Linked DNA regions of Homo sapiens: region 1 is linked to region 2. A link is an interaction called in ENCODE POLR2A ChIA-PET data of the cell type or tissue named here. Cell type or tissue: PC-9. All regions are shown on one strand. Each heading gives the region's core, and the rest is flanking DNA. Links, peaks and the distances in the headings are about the cores only. Region 1 holds the start of PRR35 (proline rich 35). Region 2 has its middle 5.0 kb from the start of RAB11FIP3.

The links. ChIA-PET counts read pairs that join two places held together with the same protein. Peaks named below come from ENCODE experiments on the same cell type or tissue, not always from the same donor. Only the 100,000 strongest peaks of a DNase experiment are listed, where the experiment ranks them.
Region 1: POLR2A ChIA-PET joins it to region 2 with 14 read pairs; 2 of 35 experiments call an interaction of 5 or more read pairs at or near these places.

What each region holds. Positions count from the first base shown.
Region 1 is chr16:557,564-560,463 of GRCh38, reverse strand. It overlaps PRR35 (proline rich 35), which reads right to left and starts at 70. Exons shown (of 3, transcript NM_145270.3): 1 at 1-70. In PC-9, for the core only: no CTCF peak of the experiment used is centred there; no DNase peak of the experiment used is centred there.
Region 2 is chr16:419,224-422,123 of GRCh38, reverse strand. No RefSeq gene overlaps it. Among named protein-coding and RNA genes, the nearest start is that of RAB11FIP3, 5.0 kb to the left of the region's middle. In PC-9, for the core only: no CTCF peak of the experiment used is centred there; no DNase peak of the experiment used is centred there.

The DNA.
Region 1 (2,900 bases), core at 213-2,712, 140 kb before region 2:
AGCGGCAGCGACTCCCGCAGCCTCCGCCGCCGCCCGCGTCCCCCCGACGCCGCTCGCACCTCCCGAAGTTGGCGGCAGAGGCGGGCGCGCGTGCGCCTGGGCTCCGGGCTCCGGGGGGCGCTGCGACCTCCGACCGCGCTCGCGGCGGGAGGGAAGGAGCAGCCCCCGGCCCGAACCCCGCGCCCCCGCCGCCCGCGCGCCCCCCGCCGCCCCCTGGCGCGCACTCACCGGCCTCGTGCGCCGGGACCGGCTCAGCTCTCGGGGCGCGCGGTGGAGCGGCCGGGAACCCGGGAGGCAGCGGACGGAGAGCGGACTGCGGCGCAGGTGTGCGGCCGAGTCAGGGGCGCCCGGCGCCTCCCGCCCCCGTTGCCCGCAGGCTGCCGCGGGGGTGCACAGAGGCCGCCAGGTCTCCCGGGTCCCCGCCGCGGCGTGATGGGTGTCAGCGGCGCGGGGCGCGGGAGAGGGGCCGTCAGCGCTTATCCATCAGGGCTCTGGCCCCTGACAGCCGCCGGCCCACCCGAGCCAGGGCCCCTGGGGGCTGTCCTGGGGGACAGGGGTGCCGCGGACTGAGCCAGCGGAGCCGGGCTCCCTTCCTTGCCCTCCCTGGGCGAGCCCTGCCCTCCGTTCTCTTTTCCTCTAAACCGGAGGCTGCCCGGACCGGCCCCTCGCACCCCGCCCTGCCGGCTGACCGCCTCCACCTGGGGCTGGTCTCCAGCACCCTCCCCCTTCCTGGATGCGGACCCCTCCAGCCCTCACTCCCGGCTCCTGTGGGAGGTGCCTCAGCGCTGCCCCACGAGGCCACGCACTTCCCTGCTGTTTGAAAGACCCCCTCCCCACGGGAGTCCCCTCCTGAGAGGACCTGGGGCGGTGGAGGAGAGAAGCAGGGCCAGGGCTGCTCCCAGCCCCACCTCCCGGGCTGCACCAAGTTCCAAGCAGCTCCCTGAGCTGCCAGAACGTAAAGGCCTGGAGCCCCACTGCTCAGCTGGGGCCTAGGGGAGGTTCGCCTGACCGGCCTGCTCCCTCCCGGACACAGGCATGGCTGGGGCAGAGCCCCTGACTTCGCTCAGGGGAGACGTCCTAAACCCGACACTTGCGGTAGGCGGGCGTCTCGGGGTCTCCAGCCAGAGGGGAGTGTGCTACTCCCTGCTGACTCTGAAACAGCACAGGGAGCCCGGCCCACATAGCTCCCCAGGACCTGGGGCTCTCTGCAGGCTCAGCCGCAGGCTCCCGGGCTGTCCCCAGCTCAGGTCGGGGTCAGGGGTGCCTTGGGGAAGAAGGGAGGACCCCACGGGGCTTCTGGGTGTCACCCCTCGAATGGGGCAGAGAAGAGAGCTCAGCAGCATCTCCGTGGCCCCGGTCCGGCTGCTGGCAGAGCCCCCTGGTAGAGCACACCCAGGGTCCATGAGGAACAGCCCCTGGTTCTGGGGTGGGCGTGGGGCTCTGTCTCCCTCCTGCCTCCATGCCACCTTCCCTGACACAGCCGCACACGCCCGTCTGAGGGAAGTCCCTGGGGCGGGGCAGGGGACTGGGAGGGGTGCTGTGGATGGCAGAGCATGCCAGCCTTCTCTCTGCCCACCTGGCCTGGCCCAGCTGACCAGCTGACCGTGCAGGCAGCTCCGGGCCGGGAGACAGCTTGGGCTGCCGTCACGCCAGCAGCCCCGTGGAGAGCGGGGGCCAGGAGGCCGGCTGCTTCTGTACATAGACTCTACTCTGGACGTGTTCAGCTGAGCACTGCCCCGGGAGACTAGGGTCCAAGGTCACCCTGACACCAGTAGTCCCTCAGTGGCCAGCCCGAGACTGACCCCTTTGAAGGTCTGGAAGAGGCCACAGCTGACAGCACAGGAGACCAACTGGCTGGAGGCTCTGGCCATTGTCCAGGGGAGGAAAGTAGGGAGCAGGGAGGCCTGGTCTTGGAGCACCTAGATGTCAGCATACAGGAAATAAAGCCCAGTGAAGCTCAGGGGACCAAGGAGCCCCAGAGGGGGAACAAGGCCGTGTCTAGCGCTGAGCAGGCTGAAGGAGCACCTCCACCCCTCACCACCGATGGGCCTTTGCAGAAGTTTGCATGAGAAGAGAAGAGGGGCAGCCTCGAGAGGGGCCCCGGGGCACAACTTGGACGTGTTTCTGGCCTCCCGGAAGGACTCTGGCAGGGAGGATGAGGGGGCCCTGCACCTGCTGGTGGGGGTCCTGAGATTCAGCCGTGCACGAGGTGGGGGGTGAGGAGCATGTGAGGCCAGTACACTGGGTGCCCAGATGACTGTTCCCATCACAAACAGCCAGGCGAGGCCGGGATATCAGTGCCAGCACCCCGCAACCACAGGGCCCCCTGGGCACGTCAGCTTCCTCACTGTGGCCATGACCCACCTGCTTGGTCCCAGCTCTTGCACACTGGGCTGACTTTGGGTTTGGAGAGGTGGCTTCTGCTTCCTGAGGCAGTGACTGGGACTCTGTTTTGGCACCTGTGCCCCCACCCCCCCAACTTTCTGGCCCATGGCCCCCATCTGCAGAATGGGCAGTGGGGTGCTCAGTGTCCGGGCACTTCTGCTCTGGTCCTAGTGGGTGCCCTGATGTCTCCTTAGCCAGTCCCAGTGCAGGGTGGGATGGGGACCCCATGGCCCCTCCTTCTGCCTCCAGCCAGAAGCTCATTTTTGGCCATTAACCTCTTCTGCCCGGTCTGCCCACGGCTGCCCGCCTGTCACCTCCATTAACAATGGGACTCTGTGCCGGGGGCTCACGGGCAGGACGGAGAGCTGGGCTCAGAGAAGGCAGCGGAGGCAGCGCTCGGCATGGCCAGTGCCCGGGGGCAGGCCTGTCTCATCCCCTCAGTGTCGACACACAGCCAGTGTCAGGACAGGTGCAGGGGCCGGGGTGCCTGCACCCACACAGTGAGGGCAGTGTCA
Region 2 (2,900 bases), core at 95-2,594:
TAGCTGAGCGTGGTGGCGTGTCCTGTAATCCCAGCTACCTGGGAGGCTGAGGCAGGAGAATACTTGAACCCGGGAGGTGGAGGTTGCAGTGAGCCAAGATCCCACCATTGCACTCCAGCCTGGGCAACAAGAGGGAAACTCCATCTCAAGGAAAACAATAAAATAAAAATAAGGCTGGGCACGGTGCCTCACGCCTGTAATCCCAGCACTCTGGGAGACCGATGCGGGTGGATTACCTGAGGTCAGGAGTTCAAGACCAGGCTTGCCATGGTGAAACCCCATCTCTACTAAAAATACAAAAAATTAGCCAGGCATGGTGGTGCATGCCTGTAATCCCAGCTACTTGGGAGGCTGAGGCAGGAGAATCACTAGAACCTGGGAGGCGGAGGTTGCAGTGAATCGAGATTGTGCCATGGCACTCCAGCCTGGGCAGCAAGAGTGAAACTCCGTCTCAAAAAAAGAAAAAAGAAAAAAAAAGACTGTCTCTTCTAATAAGGGCACTGTTCCCATCGTGAGGGCCCCACCTTGCTGACCGTATCTAACCCTAATTATTATTATTATTATTTTTTTTTGAGACGGAGTCTTGCTCTGTCGTCCAGGCTGAAGTGCAATGGCGCCATCTCAGCTCACTGCAATCTCTGCCTCCCGGATTCATGCCATTCTCCTGCCTCAGCCTCCCCAGTAGCTGGGACCACAGGCACCCGCCACCATGCCTGGCTAATTGTTTTGTATTTTTACTAGAGCCGGGGTTTCACCGTGTTAACCAGGATGGTCTCGATCTCCTGAGCTCATGATCCACCCGCCTCGGCATCCCAAAGTGCTGGGATTACAGGCGTGAGCCACCGCGCCCGGCCCTAACCCTAAGTTATACCTCCCAAAGACCTCATCTCCAAATACCATCCCGTTGGCGTTAGGACTCCAATATATAAATTTTGGGGTAGCAACTGGGAAGAGAGAGTTAGAATGGATTTAATGGACAAAATATTCATTTCTAGAATACACAAAAGAATTTCTCAAAAAACAGTAAACGAACAGCAACCCGATAGAAAAACGAGGAAAGAATATGAATAAGCAGCTCCAGAAGAGGAAATTCAGGTGGCCGGTAAACACATGAAAAAGATGCTCATCTTCACTGGTCACCAGGAAAATGTGTGAGTGTAGCCCTTGACACCAATCAGAGTAAGTCTGGGGACACCAGGGAGTGGGGATTTGGCACCAGTCGTGCAGCTGAAGGTCGGAATACTCCAGTGTGGGATCCGCCTTCCAGTACCTGCCGGAGAAACTGCACATGTCCGCAGGGAGATGGAAAGACCTTGTTTCCTTCGGGGATTTGTACTTCTCTGGAAGAAGAGCCGAACGGCTTCAGTGGAGCCTGTTGTCTGTTGTGAAGTGTAGCAGTTTAAGTGAGTGCACCACATCTGCACAATTGATAGTACATGCTATGTAATACCATTTTTCATTTATTTTTTTAGACAGAATTCTGTTCTTGTTGCCCAGGCCGGAGTGCAGTGGCACGGTCTCAGCTCACGGCAGCCTCCATCTCCTGGGTTCAAGCGATTCTCCTGCCTCAGCCTCCCGAGTAGCTGGGATTACAGGTGCCCGCCACCACACCCAGCTAATTTTTGTATTTTTCGTAGAGACGGGGTTGCACCATCTCGGCCAGGCTGATCTGGAACTCCTGACCTCAGGTGATCTGCCCGCCTTGGCTTCCCAAAGTGCTAGGATTACAGGCGTGAGCCAACGTGCCTAGCCAATTTTTGTTAAGTTTAAAAACACATGATCAATGACCTATCTTGTTTTCAAATGCTTTCGTTTGTAGTAAAAAATACCTAAACATACTTGAGAATTACATTGAGGCCGTGTGCGGTGGCTCACACCTGTAATCCCAACTTTGGGAGGCCAATGGGGTGGATCACTTGAGGTCAGGAGTTCAAGACCAGCCTGGCCAAAATACTGAAACCTGTCTCTACAAAAATACAAAAAATTAGCCAGGCATGGTGGCGCATGCCTGTAATCCCAGCTACTGGGGAGGCTGAGGCAGGAGAATTGCTAGAACCCCGGAGACGGAGGTTGCAGTGAGCTGAGATCACACCATTGCACTCCAGCCTGGGTAACAGAGCGAGACTCTGTCTCAAAAAAAAAAAAAAAAAGAAAGAAAGAAAAAAGAATTATATTCAAGAGGACAGACAGAAGAGAAAGGGTGAAGTACAACTTTGACTATATCTATAACATTCATTTCCACTGGGCACAGTGGGTCATGCCTGTAATCCCAGCACTTTGGGAGGCTGAGGCAGGAGGATCACTTAAGCCCAGGAGTTCAAAAAACAAACAAAAAAACATTAGCCAGGTGTGGTGGTGCACACCTGTAGTCCCGGCTACTCAAGAGACTGAGGTGGGAGGAGCTCTTAAGACCCAGAGGTTTTTCTGGATTCCACATATAAATGAGACCATGAAGTCTTCTTTCTCTGACTGGCTTATTTCACTTAGCATAATGCTGGAGTCCAGTAATTTGAAGCTGTAGTGAGCTGTGATTGTGCCTGTGAATAGCCCTGCACTCCAGCCTGGGCAACGGGGCAAAACTCCCTCTCTAAAGTAAGAAAACGTTTAAAAACTTAGCATAGGCCGGGTGCGGTGGCTCACGCCTGTAATCCCAGCACTTTGGGAGGCCAAGGTGGGTGGATCACGAGGTCAGGAGATCAAGACCAGCCTGGCCAATATGGTGAAACCCCATCTCTACTAAAACTACAAAAATTAGCTGGGTGCAGCTGGGCGCTGTGGCTCACACCTGTAATCCTAGCACTTTGGGAGGCCGAGGCGGGTGGATCATGAGGTCAGGAGATCAAGACCATCCTGGCTAACACAGCGAAACCCTGTCTCTACTAAAAATAGAAAAAATTAGC